Linked DNA regions of Homo sapiens: all the other regions are linked to region 2. Evidence: chromatin loops called from intact Hi-C (ENCODE). Cell type or tissue: endothelial cell of umbilical vein. All regions are shown on one strand.

What was found. Peaks named below come from ENCODE experiments on the same cell type or tissue, not always from the same donor. Only the 100,000 strongest peaks of a DNase experiment are listed, where the experiment ranks them.
Region 1: it touches region 2 in a loop (5-fold over the local background); 11 of 110 quality-filtered maps call a loop at or near these places.
Region 3: it touches region 2 in a loop (10-fold over the local background); 11 of 110 quality-filtered maps call a loop at or near these places.

Annotation. Positions count from the first base shown.
Region 1 is chr14:21,976,095-21,981,094 of GRCh38, reverse strand. It overlaps TRA and TRAV8-6. Among named protein-coding and RNA genes, the nearest start is that of OR4E1, 300 kb to the right of the region's middle. In endothelial cell of umbilical vein, a CTCF peak has its summit at 2,727 (motif pointing left); no DNase peak of the experiment used is centred here; H3K27me3 peaks cover 393 bases.
Region 2 is chr14:21,915,283-21,920,282 of GRCh38, reverse strand. It overlaps TRA and TRAV13-2. Among named protein-coding and RNA genes, the nearest start is that of OR4E1, 240 kb to the right of the region's middle. In endothelial cell of umbilical vein, a CTCF peak has its summit at 2,255 (motif pointing left); DNase peaks (open chromatin) are centred at 2,362 and 4,282; H3K27ac peaks cover 3,309 bases.
Region 3 is chr14:22,097,927-22,102,926 of GRCh38, reverse strand. It overlaps TRA. Among named protein-coding and RNA genes, the nearest start is that of TRD-AS1, 380 kb to the left of the region's middle. RefSeq lists a silencer at 2,341-2,635 and an enhancer at 2,341-2,635. In endothelial cell of umbilical vein, a CTCF peak has its summit at 2,511 (motif pointing right); a DNase peak (open chromatin) is centred at 2,506.

The DNA of each region.
Region 1 (5,000 bases), 61 kb before region 2:
ATTAAATTCAGGATATTGAAGAAACATTTTCTCTCCCATGGTCACTGCCGCATTATTCACATTAGCCAAGATATGGGAACAACCTAAATATCTACTGATGGATGAATGAAGAAAATGTGATATATGCATAAAATGGAATATTCTTCAACCTTTAAAAAAGGAGATTCTGCCACATGCAAAAACATGGATGAACCCTAAGGACATTATGCTAAGTGAAATAAGCCAGTCATAGAAGGCCTGCATGAGATATCTAAAACTGTCAAACTAATAGAAGTAGAGAGTAGAATGGTGGTTACCATTCTTGGGGCTGGGGGAAGAAGAAGTGGGGAGGTGTTGATGAAGGGGTACAAAGTTTCTATCAGATAAGATGAAGAATTACTAGAGATCTGCTATTCAACATTGGGCCAATAGTTAACTGAGTTGTACACTTCAAAAATTTGTTAAAATAGACATCATGTTAAGTGTTCTTGGCCTGTAAAATCTGAACATAATCAAAATAACAGGCCATAAAAGGCACAATGAAAAGACAAATCTGTAAGAAAAACTACAAACGAAAATGAAATGAGGACGAAAGTAAAACTGGAAGAGGTGGCACGCTAAGAAGTAACTAAAGAATGTCAGCAGCCAAAGAAACCATAAGCAAGAACCTGAGTCTTTGGTGCAAGAGAAGAAGCCAAGTCTAAATATTTTTTATTATAAACCCTCTACCCTCTTTTAGCTCAATTCATAGGAATATTTTTAAACTACTTTAAACACATGTTTTATAATAAGGGAAGAATACAACTTCATCTCATTTTAAAAGAGGAGATTTAGGCAATTGTAAATATTTTTAAGAAGTGAGATGATTCATTTCATAATTTTTGTCATCAAAAATTACAAAATGTTGAATTAAGGAAGACAACTTCTGTATGTGTGAACATTTTATAATACTTTGAGAGGCATTTTTTAATTCTACCATGTGATCAAACTACAAATAAAAATTTGGAGTAATAATCATGTACATAAAATATCTTAACATGTTGGTTTTTCGATATAATTATTTCAGAGTAAGTAATAGGGTACCCTGGTCTTGGATATGCCCATTAGAATTCATATACTCTCTGATAATGCAACTGGAATTTTTTGTTGTGTAATTTTATATAATAAATCTGTGTAATCTCTTAAAATAAAATGCCTCGGAGTTTTAAAGTAGTTTTTAAAGTAGTTGAATCTAGGGTATTTGATATCTTTATATTGGTTACATTTTTATCCCTCAAGTTTGTAACTTGGAAATCACTGGAATAGCTGTTTTAAAAAAGATCACAACTTGACAGCTTAGTTTTTCAATATTGTATTAAGATTTATGTTTAATTTCCTGTTTTGCATAATGCTCACAAGATTAAAAATCTTGATATTATGTCTAATTTACTTTAAATATGTCAATACCACACAGTGGGATATTATGTATGTGCTAGAAGTTAAGCTTCAAATCTAGGTTGAGAATCTACAGCACACTGATTGAGAATCTGTGCTGTATGGGTTACCCTAATTGAGAATCCATCCTGCACAGCTTTTAGCTAACATTCTAATCAATTACATCGGTTATTCACAAGTTAACACCTGAGGCAATACTAATCATAATGGTTGCTAGAAATAATTTTGTATAAAAATGTTGTTGCCTTTTATTTCGGAGTTCTGACACCTTATGATGTGCTTTCTTCAGAGTGTGGAGGAGGTCCCCACTGAAGAAATTCATCAGGAAACCTCCATGTGGGACAAAGCATATCTGAATGTGGCATGACATTGACATTGGAGCAATTATTCCGGAGACAAACCCTACCAAGGGCTCAGCCCACCCTGCCCTATGTGCCTTCAAAACGGGCACAGAAAAAAGGGACCCTCTTGAAAGCTCCACAGGTTGAGTTCTTGAGTCACAGAAAGTCTCAGCATCTCAGGAGGTTTGTGTTCAGCTCTCCTGCAGTCTCAGGCACTGTGTCACTCACAGCACAGAAGTACTCAGCCGTGTCGCTTATATGGACTGAGGGTTTCCTCAAGTGGAAGGAAGTTTGACTCTTGTTAAATTCAGCCTCAAAACCGTTGATGCTTTCAACCAGGGTGGATCCTGATAAATACTTCAGGAGAAGCTGGAGTCCTTGGTTGGGGTATTGCACATACCAGAAGAGATACACTGAAACAGACGATGAGTAGTTGCACCTCAGCTCCACAGGGGCTTCTTCAAAGACAGGGACTTGGCTGTCAAGCTGGGTCACAGACTGGGCTCTGGTTCCTCCTGCAACATCAATGCTGTTTGAGTAAAAAATGTGTCTCAATTTAGATTCAGTTACAACACAGTCACTTCTGTGGAAGGAAAAAGAATGGAATGTTACTCACCCAGGGTAAAAATCACCTGGAACGCTGGGACGAGCAGCAGGAGCATGGCTGAGCAGTGGCAATGCTGCAGGACCTTAAGCTGGGCGGACAGAAGCCAAGGGCGCTGAGCCTCAGGAGCTAGGAACTGTGAGGAGGTTGGATTGGACAAGTCCCTGGCTTTGAAAAGTTTCAGAAACAGAAAGAGGCTTTCCCTTAAGGAGCCTGGATGTGTTCTGACCTCTTGCTCTCGTCACAGCTCCCTATCCACACAGACATCAACGAGCTACATCAGCCAGCTACAGGGAGGAGGCTCAATGGATGAGGATGGTCTGCGATGAAAACAGATGCCTACTTGATGCAACATCGCCCTCTAGAGGCAACAGGAGGAACCACGGATCCAAGGGAGCAAGCTGTTTCCTTCTCATTTCAGACATGATATCAAAACTTCAACAGAAAGCGTTTCTTTCCTCCTGAATCTGTGATGATGTTACCTTCTGTATAGTACATGATATTAATCTCAAAATTATTGAGAAATTGAAGCCATAAAGCAAATTGCAATAAATTCAAAAATACCAAAATCATACCAAGCATAATCTTGGACCACAGTGTAATAAAAATGGAAATCATTACCAAGGAGATCTCTCAAAACCACACAGTTACACGGAAATTAAACAACTTGCTCCTCAATGACTTTTGGGTAAACAACAAAGTAGAGCAAAAATTAATGAAAACAGAAAGACAAAATTCCAGAGTCTTTGGTTTGCAGCTAAAGGTGTTAATAGGAAAGTTTATACTGCTAAATACTTATATCAAGAAATTAGAAAGATCTCAAGTGAGCATTCTAGCATCACAATTAGAAGGACTAGAAAAAGAAGAACAAACAAAGCCAAAAGCTAGCAGAAGAAAATAAATAAACAAAATCAGAAAAGAACTGAACAAAATTGAGACTTGAAAATCCATACAGAGGATCAATAAAACCAAAAGTTGTCTTTCAGGAAGAATAAACAAGATTGATACACCACTAAGTAGGTTAATGAAGAAAATAAGAGAGAAGTTCCAAATAAGCACAATCAGAAATGACAAAGGAGACATTACAATTGATCCCATAGAAATACAAAAGACCCTAAGAGAATACTAGGAACACCACTATTCATAAAAATTAGAAAACCTGGAGAAAACGAATAAATTCCTGGAAGAAAATAACCTCTATATATTCAACCAAGAAGAAATTGAAAACCTGAACAGACTAATAATGAGTTCTGGAAATGAGTTAGTAATAATAATTTTTTAAAACCTGCCAACCAAAAATAACCCCTGGACTGGATGGATTCACAACAGAATTCAGCCAGTTGTACAAAGAAGAACTGGTACCAATCCTACTGAAGCTATTCCCAAAACATTGAGGAGAAGGGTTCCTTCCTAACTCACTCAATGTAGTCTGCATCATTCTGATAGTAAAATCCAGCAGAGACACAATGAAAAAAGAAAATATCAGTCAATATCCCTGACAAACTTAAACGTAAAAATCCTCAACAAAAATACTAGCAAACTGAATCCAGCAGTACATCAAAAAGTTAATTCAAGGTCAAGTAGGCTTCATTCCTGGGGTGCAAGGTTTGTTCAACATAGACGAATCAATAAATGTGATTCACCACAGAAACAGAATTAAAAGCAAAACCATATGATCATGTCAATAGATGCAGTCAGCTTTCAATAAAGTCCAACATCACTTTATGATAAAAACCCTCAACAAACTAAGCATGGAAGGAATATACCACAAAATAATAAGAGCCACCTATGACAAACAGCCAACATCATACTCAATGGGAAAAAGCTGGAACCATTCCCCTTGAGAACTGGAACAAGAAAATAATGTATACTCTCAGTACTCCTATTCAGTATAGTATTGGAAGTCCTAGCCAGAGCACTCAAGAAAGAGAAAAAAATAAAGTGTACCCAAACAGGGAAAGAAGCAGTCAAATTATCCGTCTTTGCTGACAGTATGATTTGATATCTAGAAAAACCCTCAAGGTTCTGCCGAAAGGCTCCTAGACTTGATAAAAGATTTCAGTGAAGTTTCAGGATGCAAAACAAATTTGCAAAAATCAGTAGCATTGCTATACACCAATAATGTTCGAGCTGTCTGTTCAAGCTGACAGCTGGGACACTGGAGTGCTGGGCCGAGCAGCAGGAGCATGGCTCAGCAGTGGCAATGCTGCAGGACCTTGAGCAGGGTCCTAAAGACTAAAGAACAAAATTACATTTGCAATAGACACAAAAAGAATAGATACCTAGGAATACAGCTAACCAAGGATGTGAAAGATCTCTACAAAGAGAACTACAAAACACTGCTGAGAGAAATCAGAGATGGCACACAAAAAAGGAAAAACATTGCATACCCTGGATTAGGAGAATCCATATCTTTAAAATGTCCATACTACTCAAAGCAATTTACAGATTCAACGCTATTCCTATCAAACTACTAATGCCATTTTTCACAGAATTAGGAAAAAACTATTCTAAAATTCATATGGAACCAAAAGAGCCTAAATAGTGAAAGCAATCTAAGCAACAAGCACAAAGCCGGAGGCATCACACTACCCAACTTCAAGCTACACTACAAGTCTACAGTAACCAAAACAGCATAGTAC
Region 2 (5,000 bases):
TATTTATTAAAAACATTGCCACATACCTCAGAAAGAAAGATAAAGGTAGCAATAAAAATGAAATGTCTAGAAAAAAATTTAATTATCTTAAAACGATAAAGTTTTATGGAAAAGAATGACATAGATAAATGGAAAGAAATATGCTCTCAAATATTCAACTTATTCAAATATACATTTTCAGGAGTTTAATTATTCACACATAAAATTATACGTTTAATTCAACCACAAAGCCTAAGTTAAAATTTTGAATATACAATAGTTTAATCCATTTTTTCTTTCTTTAACAAACATCTATTGATTATTAACAATGTGAAAAAGCTTATGCTAGGTTCTGCAGAAACAGAGTGATTAAAAAACATAACTCTTCTCAATTATGTGAGAGAGTAAATATGAAGAGATACCAATAAGATTTTGAAGAATATACTGATGACTCTAATCTGAAGCTCACATTTTAAAATCACTTCCTGTTTTAATTTCCCTCGCACACACAGAGTATATGTCCAAACTAGACTCTAAAGGAAAACTCATCACGTTTTCCCAACAAGAAACAGCAGGTAGAAGGGACTGCCAAATTTTACCACAGATACAGAGAGTAAGAAAATAAAAATAACTGTGACTGGTGAAAATTTCTCACGGAGCTATTAAAAAGCATGTGTTTGAGGAGAGGACGAAGTGAGAAAAGCTCAATTCGAGATATAAGAATAGGTGAAAAAATCATGATCCTAATTATAATAGGACTCTATCAAGAAACAAATCTAAATATTAGGTTGGTGCAAAAGTAATTGTTATTTTTGCCATGACTTTTAATGGCAAAAACAGCACTTACTTTTGCACCAACCTAATATTAGCAAAACCTATCTGGGTACAGAATTATCAATTTTGTATTTTTTATATTTTACACTATCTGGTTTTGGCATGTAATGTTTTACAATAAGAAAAAGATAACAAAAGCAATTTTTGAAAACTAAAAGTTAAAATTTATCCATAATAGGGATTGCAATATTGACACTAAGGGGTTATTCATAGGAGAGAAGTCTGAATAGCAAATGTAAAGTCACCTTTGAAGACTAGATTACAAAATCCAACATCACTAAATCTCTGTAAGGATCCCTTGAGCAGAACCTCCTGATTGCTGAACATGTGGTGGGTGGCAGAGCCAGAGAAGGCATGGAAGCTCAGGGCCATTTTTCCCATACCTTGCCCTATGCGTCTCTTTAGCTGACTCTTTACTTTACTATGTACATGTGTGTCAAAACTTCATGTTGTTAACTTAAATGCGTACCATATATTTTTTTGAAAAACGGAATCCATTAAGCATCAACTGGCCAACAAAATGCTCTAAACCTTTCTGGGTCACTTTGAATCTAACCTCATTACATGGTTTTAATATCTATATGTTAGTTTCCACTTATGAACAAACAAAATGACAAGTGCTATAACTAAAATTTATTGCAAAGGAAAGGGATGCTGCTTCACCTCCCATCTCAGGTTTGGGTGATGGTTACAGATGCCTGGAAAGCAATGTGTATTCTCTGCACAAAAGTAGACAGCTGAGTCTCCAGGTTGAGTAGCTGCAATTTGCAGAGAGAGATGTTTCACTGTCTTATTCAATAAAACGGTGACTCTTTGGCCTTGCCTTTTGTCCATATTTGAACGAATGTCTATAATGAATTGAGGACCTTTTCCAGATTCTTGCTTGTACCAAATGAAGTAGTCTGAGGCGCTGTTTGAATAAGCACAGTTGATAATAGAGTTGTCACCCTCCTGGACACTCAGGGTAGGAAGATGCAGCCCCACACTCTCTCCTCTGCTCACCCCTGTGCAGAAAGAAAAAGAGAAAGGTTTATCAAGTTATTATTCTCCAGAATTTTCTTTTTCTATAGTAACTAGAGGAAGCCTAAATAAAGCAAGACTTCCCCCTGGATGTCTCAAAATCATCAACTAATATACTGTGTTACCCAAAACTCTAAACTTACAGTCCAGCTGCAGCCACAAGTACATAAATAAAGCTCGAATGCCTGCCATCATTGTTCTTCCCAAATAGGATCAGTCATAAACCTGCAATCTCCAGCCATAAGAGCTACTTCCATCATCGGGTATTCCTTTCTTTCCTCTAACAATCATAGTGGTTTCTCACATTGTCTACTCAGCCAATAGAAAAAGGCTCTACTTCTGCCATAAACCTATTTAATCAGAATCCACTAAAATGAAACCTCTGTGTGTTCTGCATCAGCAGAGAAGCACTGCCATCTTGTGGTCACATTCGTAGCTACTAAACTTGCAGTTTGAATGTTTTTCTATAACCCTAGGAGGGACTCAGATGCACAAAAGGAGCAATAGGTCAAACAAATAAAGTCTTCACTCTGAGATGAAGTTCACAGTAAGAATGTAGATATCAAGATTGATATTTATGCAAACTAATGAGTCATTGTTAAAAAGTTAGAAAGAGGTAGATGTTGCAGGTGTTTATACAATGATGCACCAAGTTTACATGTTTGAAATCAGGAAAACACCATGATTCACTGTCCTGGACAAACAAAAGTAATACATTCCCTTGCAGTCAAATCGGTCATCATGATTTGTTTGTTATGGAGAAAGACTCTTTCTTAAAGGAATATGTAAGCCAAAGATAAGAGTAAGAGAGAGAGGACTACTCAATATTTCACGTGCATATTATCTCAGGCTCTGCTTCTCCAAGACTGGTCTTCCCCATGACTTTCTATTCCCAGAGACTTGACAGTACCAACAGTCGAAATGTGGAATCTTTCTTTGGTAAGGATGGCTTTAATAAAAGGTAAAGAATTAAAGTACAATGATAAAGGAGGAAGGGAACAAGTTCCATGAGTTATTAAATACTCCAACAATAGGAAAGTTTGACCCATAGATTGGGCTGGTTTGCAAGGAGAAATCTGGCATGTTTTAAGAAACCTTTTCCTATTGCTATGTGGCTTGTATTCTGCAAAGTGCAGAAAAAACAAGGAGAAATTCTCAGAAAACATCAGGCTGCAGGCTCCAAAAATGAAACCACATGTAAATTTCTATTAAGGTGCTTTTATTTTCTGATACCAAAATGAATGATATCAATATGGCATGTCCTTAAATACAATGATTGACTCATATCTTCAGTGGAACTTGCCTCTAAAATATGAGCCAACTCCTCTGGCATGGACTGCTCTTGCCTTAGCCATTGCTAGCTCAGGTTCCATATCTGCCGTTTTTCTCCCAAACTCCACTACAGTGTTCTTCCCTAAGATATTGATAAAGTCCTTCAGTCTTGTACATTTCTGGGTTTATCTCTTCTTGCAAAAAAAATTGCTTATCTACTTTAATTTTTGATACGTTCTGATTACTTCCATAAAACTAAATCTATGGAAGCCAAAATATTGCCTGTGTCTGCTAGGAGGGAGAGTGCAAAACTAAATAAGTGACCATGGGAAATGGTTCCTCAGATACCAAGACTATCTGGTTTCCAGAAGAAAAGTGCATTTCCTGTGACTTGTACTCACTAGGCCCCTGGAATTATAAAGACTGAATATAATTTCTTATTCACATCTTGCACCCTTAAGTATGTAAGGACAGTTATGATGAAAAATAGCAACTAAAACATATAAATATAGATATGTATACATAAAATGTGTGTTTTTACATATGTAAAACTTCTCCATTCTAAGGATTTTCTCTTTTCTCACTCATTCCTCATACAATATAATTCTCAAATCCTTTATTGGATGAGTTTCCCTCCTTTTGGTGACAGATAATTTAGGTCAATATTTGGCCTTTTGAGTATAGCATTAAGAACTGAATGTAATGGTCTAAATATGACCACTCATATGGATCATAGTATTCCACATATTAACTATGCCTTAGGTATGGCCATCCCCTGGACAAAATTCCCAACCCTATGATTATTTCATTGAATATTACCTAACTCATTGTCAATGTGTTGGTCCAGAAAAGATTTTCTCACACCTTTATGAACTATCAACCACTTGAGGACATGTTACCCTTAGCTTCCCTATTCTAATTATTATTTTTTGACAATGTAGAGTAATGCTCACTATGTCCACATCCTTCCTTCAAGGAATATCCACCCAGCATAATGAATATATCTTACTATTTTTAGGAAAGTCCTTAGAAATACCTCTGGGGGTTGAGGGTGGCACCACCATGTTTGGCTCACTCCTACAGCAGCCAGTGAGTCATGGACTGGATTTCCTGGTAGAATAACAGTGGCTCAGCCTGAATATCTTTCTTGCCCAAAGTGGTAAATGTTTACACAAACTGGAACTCTCCGTTCTCATGGTCAAAGTGATTGAACCAAGCCTTTCCCGGAACCAAAATGCAGAGGTCAACCTGGCAGGGCTGCCATTAGATAGTTTCTCTTTGTTCAACAATATGTGCCTGCAGGAATAGGCAAGAGCAAGAAGCTAAGGAGGAAGGGAGGAAATCCAGTTTCTTTCTACTGCTAGATCATTTACTATCTAATGGTTTCATACTGGCATCTTGGATATAGTTTCTGTGTTTATAAAATGAAGTTGAACTAAAAGGTTTCTAAATGCTTTTATAGGTCTAAAATTCTTTTATACTATTTAACAAGGCAAATATTTACTGAGGACTGATTGTGTACAGCATAGAGCATGGGAGTAGGCAGAAGTTATCCTGCATCAAGGAACTCCCAAGACCATTTTCACACCCACAGGCAATCTAGTGGGTCTGAGCTTACCCTAACCAATCCTTGGGCTCCTTCAGAAGCAGAGACAGGGTCTTCTGTGATCTCAGCACTTTGGGAGACCTAGACAGGAAGATCACTTGGGCCCAGGAGTTCAAGGCTAAAGCAAACTATAATTGTGCCACTGCACTTGAGCTTGGGCAACAGAGCAAGACCACTTCTCTTAAAAAAAAATTTGTTTAAAAAAGTAACAAAGTGGCTTCATGATATGTATATGATTCACTATGTTTGTTTGTGCATCCTACCATTGTATCTTCAATTATAAGAAAAA
Region 3 (5,000 bases), 180 kb before region 2:
CCCACATGTTGAAGGAGCAGTGTCCAGATCAAGAAGATATACCTCTAACAGCAGGGAGAATTCCTCTATCTATAATAGTAGGACAGAATCCTGCAAGGTATAGCCACACATTTGACCTGAAGTAAAGGCCAAGCCTGTTGGCAACTAAATACAGCCTTACGAGATTCTCTTTCTGGAAGAGTGCATGATCCTAGTTTCCTTCCTCCCCACTTTGGCCACAGGACAACTCAACTAGTAATATCAATCTTTATCATTCTTAACAGCCTAATATATCAGGGAGGATTCTAAATGTACCCACCCTGATAGTGAAGGGAAACAAGGTCAATTTGCTTTCTCTGTTTTGAGCAAACAGTGGGCCTGTATATCAACTCTTATGCAAGGAGTGTGTGTGTGTGTGTGTGTGTGTGTGTATGTGTGCACACAGAATTTTTTAAAACATAAAAATATATACATATACATGAGTCCTCTGAAAAACTTTTGCAACATAAAAGATAAGATGCATGCACTACAGAGAAAAATGCCTCAGAATTTTTTCTACCTCATATCCACAGTGAGTAAAGTGAGGGATTTATAGATAAAATTTTTAGTAAGATTATTTATTAATTCCCCCAAAGTGCAAAAATAAACCAATGTAGATAAACCAAAGCTAGTATTCAACTATTTAGCCTTTACATATTTAAATATTACGTTAAGAAACTTACAGGATATAAATCTTGACAATTCTGGATAAATAACACAAAGATTAATCCAGCTTAAACTGTTATATTAATATTTGAATTGCAAGGACTCTGGACATAATTTTACCTTTTGTGCATTCATTCAACAAACATGTATTGTTTGTGTCTCCTGTGTGCTAGGCATTGTTCCAGGCATGGAGAACATGGTGGTGAAGAGATAGAAAAGGGACTAGAGTGCAATGAGAAGAAGTTAAATAAATGAGTTTTTACAAAATAAGATAATTCTATACGGTGATAAGCTCTATAAAGACAATATAGCACTGTAATGAGATAGAGAGTTATTCTTGGGGTGAGAAAAGGTATCTGCTCTACATAAGGCATGGAGGGAAGGCTCAACTCTGACACTTTGTGATGCTAGGCAAGACATTTAATCTCTCTCATATTCAATTTCCTTTTCTGTAAGTAACCAGTAGCTTTTTGTTGGTACTGGGCTAAGCATTGGCATTTGTCATTTTGTTTATTTCTCAAAATAACCCTTTGTAGTAAGTACTATCAATATCCACATTGTAGGGATAAGGAGACTGAAGCATAAAAGTTATTAAGTAATTTGCTCAAGATAATTCAACCAATGAGTGGTAGGTCCAGAAATGCAATCCAAGCCTATATAATGGTTATGCCATTACATTATAAGTAATGGAAAAAGCAGAAATTACTTTTACACCAACCGAATAAATCATCTAATACAATAACTTCTGTATCTTAGGCACTCAACCAGATGCATTCAATATAGAAAATATTGGGGGGTTGGGAGACTGTATCTGAAATTGCAGTGCAGTCTATCCACAAGATAAAATTCAGTATTTTTCCGAGGGGCATTTTGCAATTTGCATAGCATATTTTATGTACTATAATACATATCCATGTTCTATCATGTTTCTTACTGTTAGTGGGAAATCAGTGGCGTTATGATGCTATATTGGGAGGTTGGGCAGCATATGATAACATGGAGAGAGTATGCTGCACTGTGTTCCCTACAATGGCTTATTTCTCTCCATCATTGACTCTTGTTCTCACTTCTTAGGATATTTCTATACTACAGTAAGGGACAGAGCAGTAGATGAACTCTCACTTAATAGAGAAAAACTTCCCACCTTGTGCAATAATGCCAACCTTTGTTTCCAAGGTATTCTATTAGCTTAAACCATCCCATATATTATATTTGCCATTTTGAAATCAATCAACCTCACATATTAAGGGAAAAATATTTTAAAAATGAAATTTAAAAAAGTCCCAGCCAGCGCCTCTGCCCGGCCGCCCCGTCTAGGAAGTGAGTGCCTCTGCCCGGCCGCCCCGTCTGGGAGGTGTACCCAACAGCTCCGAAGAGACAGCGACCATCGAGAACGGGCAGTGATGACGATGGCGGTTTTGTAGAAAAGAAAAGGGGGAAATGTGGGGAAAAGAAAGAGAGAACAGATTGTTACTGTGTCTGTGTAGAAAGAAGTAGACATAGGAGACTCCATTTTGTTCTGTACTAAGAAAAATTCTTCTGCCTTGGAATAAATAAATAAATAAATAAATACATAAATACATAAATAACTTGTGAGGTCTGGATCCAGGCAATGGAGACAAGACACAGTAGCAGGGACAAGCTGCGTAAGGGATAAAAATTGCTTCCTTCAAAGAAAAAAAAAAGTCTCAGCCAGTCCTGCTGAATCCTGTCTCACATGATTACTACCATGGGAAGGTTACTGACTGGTTCAGAAATGCTAGCTCCTATTGCAACCAGGCTTCATCACAGCTTAGCCCGTGAACACTGGAGGGCAGCAGGGAAGCCAGCGTAAACCTCACCAAATAGTTCAGCGGGACACCAGGTGGCAGTGCTTCAGAACTTGGTGCTTTAGTTCTCAACACGTGGAATACGCTAGAGCCTGATTCTCAAAGAAGGAATATACAATAGAAAGATTTCGATAAAGGCTTCACAAAGTGGTGACTTTTGCGTAAAGACGTAGAGGAGTTCAGAGCTACACCATGAGGTTTTGTGGGGGTATAGCATTGCAGGCAGAGTGGGCAAAGGCCTTGATATGGAAGCCCGCTTGGAGTGTTTAAGGAATAGTATCTCATCTTTCCCTCTAGCCTCTTGTGCTTCATAGCACACTACTGTAGAAGAGACTCACTGATACATTCAGCACTCTTAAATACTTAGTCGGTGATTTCCTCCATCTGTTGATCCTGAGGCAATTTGTGCCTAGGTTTGTCATCTTGTCATCCTCACTGAGAAAGCCAATGCTGCTGCTTTGTGGCTATTTGCTTCTCCATAGTCCAAACTTTGATTTTTTAGGAGCCCTCTAAGATGTTACACCCTGGCTGACTTTAGTTAGAGATGCTTTTCAAAGTTAGGGAAAGCTGTGTCTCATTTCCCAAATATAAAAAATTGGAAGACTAAAACCTATCTCGTAGGGTGTATGATGCTTAAATTAGGTAATGAATTTGAAATGTATAAATAGTGCCTGACATATAGTATGGCCAATGAATACCAACTTTCTTTTTTCCTAGTAAAACCTGCTTTCCTTCAGTGTTCCGGTCTTTAGCCTGTTACTGCTTTTTCTTCTTCCACTGAACATGGTTCAATGATGGACATGTTAAAAGAAAAACTTTAGACGAATTAAATTTTACAGAGTTTAATTAAGCAAAGAACGATTAGAGATTCAGGCAGCCCCCCACCAGACCAGAACAGGTTCAGAGAGACTCTGTCACTGCCACATGGTCAAAGAATATTTATGGACAGAGAAAGTAAAGTGACTTATAGAAAAAGGAAGTAAGGTACAGAAACAGATGGATTGGTTAAAGCTTGGCATTTGCCTTATTTGAACATGTTTGAACAGTTGGCCACCTATGGCCGAAACTTAGGGATTGGTAGAGAGCAGACTGTAGCCTGTTTATGCATCCTGTTAGGTTACAGGGCCCTATGTATGGAGAAACCTTTGCCCTGAGTTTTAAATAAATAAGGAGGCAGCTTTAGGCTAAACTTAATTTAACAGAAGTTTCTAGAAAACCTACTTGGCCATCCCTTCCCCTGGAAGTAGTCACTATTTTTCATTATCCTCTTGTGGTCATTTCCTCCTGGCTACATTAATACAACTGGGGTGCTGAAAGGGCACAGGGGGATCACTCAATGGGGTTTCATTTTCATTTTCCTAATGAGTAATTATATTAAGTGCTTTTTGTGTATGCTTATTACTATTAGATATCATATTTCTGAAGTGTCTCTTCAAGTTTTGGCCATTTGTATTGTTTTCTCATTGCTTGTTGACTTGTACAAGTTTTTTATATATTCTGCATTTGAATCTTTTTCAGAAATACACCAATGCAAATATAATTTCCCAATCTGTGCACTGACTTTCCACCTTTTTAACAATGATTTTTGACAAAGGGTTTAAAATTAGACTTTCATGTTCATAGGAAGCTAGCTAGAGAGTTTTTTTGTTTGTTTGTTTGTTTGTTTGTTTTGTAAGTACTCTAAAAATACTTTTTCCTCTTTGGCTTCTGTTGATTTTGATGAGAATTCAGCAATCATTCTTAAAGACATGATATATCATGATATATCATGATATATCAACTTTCTCTGGCTGCTGGCAAGTTTTGCTTTGTTTTAGTCCACTTAGACATTCTGAATATGGACTTTCCTTCCACATCTGCAGTGCTTCTGGCAAAACCACAGTGGTGGGCTTAGAGAATTCCTTACTCAACTTTATGGCATTCTGTATAACATTGCTCCTGACCAAGGAGCTTGTTTTATAGAAAGTCAAGTGTACCAGTGAGTTGAGGTGCTTGCTGAAAACAGATTATGAAATGGGTAATGGAAGAGGTAGTTATAGAAACCAGCTACAATCATGTGACCATTTGTGGAAAAAAAGACTATACTGTTATAAACATTTCTTTTTCATTGTGATATGAAAATATTAAAATACATGTCAACCATTTTTTACTCTCCTCCCATTTGCCTATACATAATAGTGAAAGATATGTTAATAAGTTACTCTTATAGCTTGTTATATCTCAGAAGCTAAACTACAGGATATCAATGGGAGAGTGTGACTCAGCTAGAAGAGGAAAGAACATCACCCAAAGATGAATAAATACTTTGTATTCTCTTTAGGGGAGAGGGTTAGGGTATGTGTGGTTGAATGAAGAACAGTGGCATCATATTGGCAGGAAGTATGCTTTTTAAAATTGCCTTTATTTGAAAGCTAAGTGCTATTAAAAGAGGTGCATATGGATGTCAAGTTTACAAGGTGGGGGTATTGTGGTAACTTTGTACTGTCT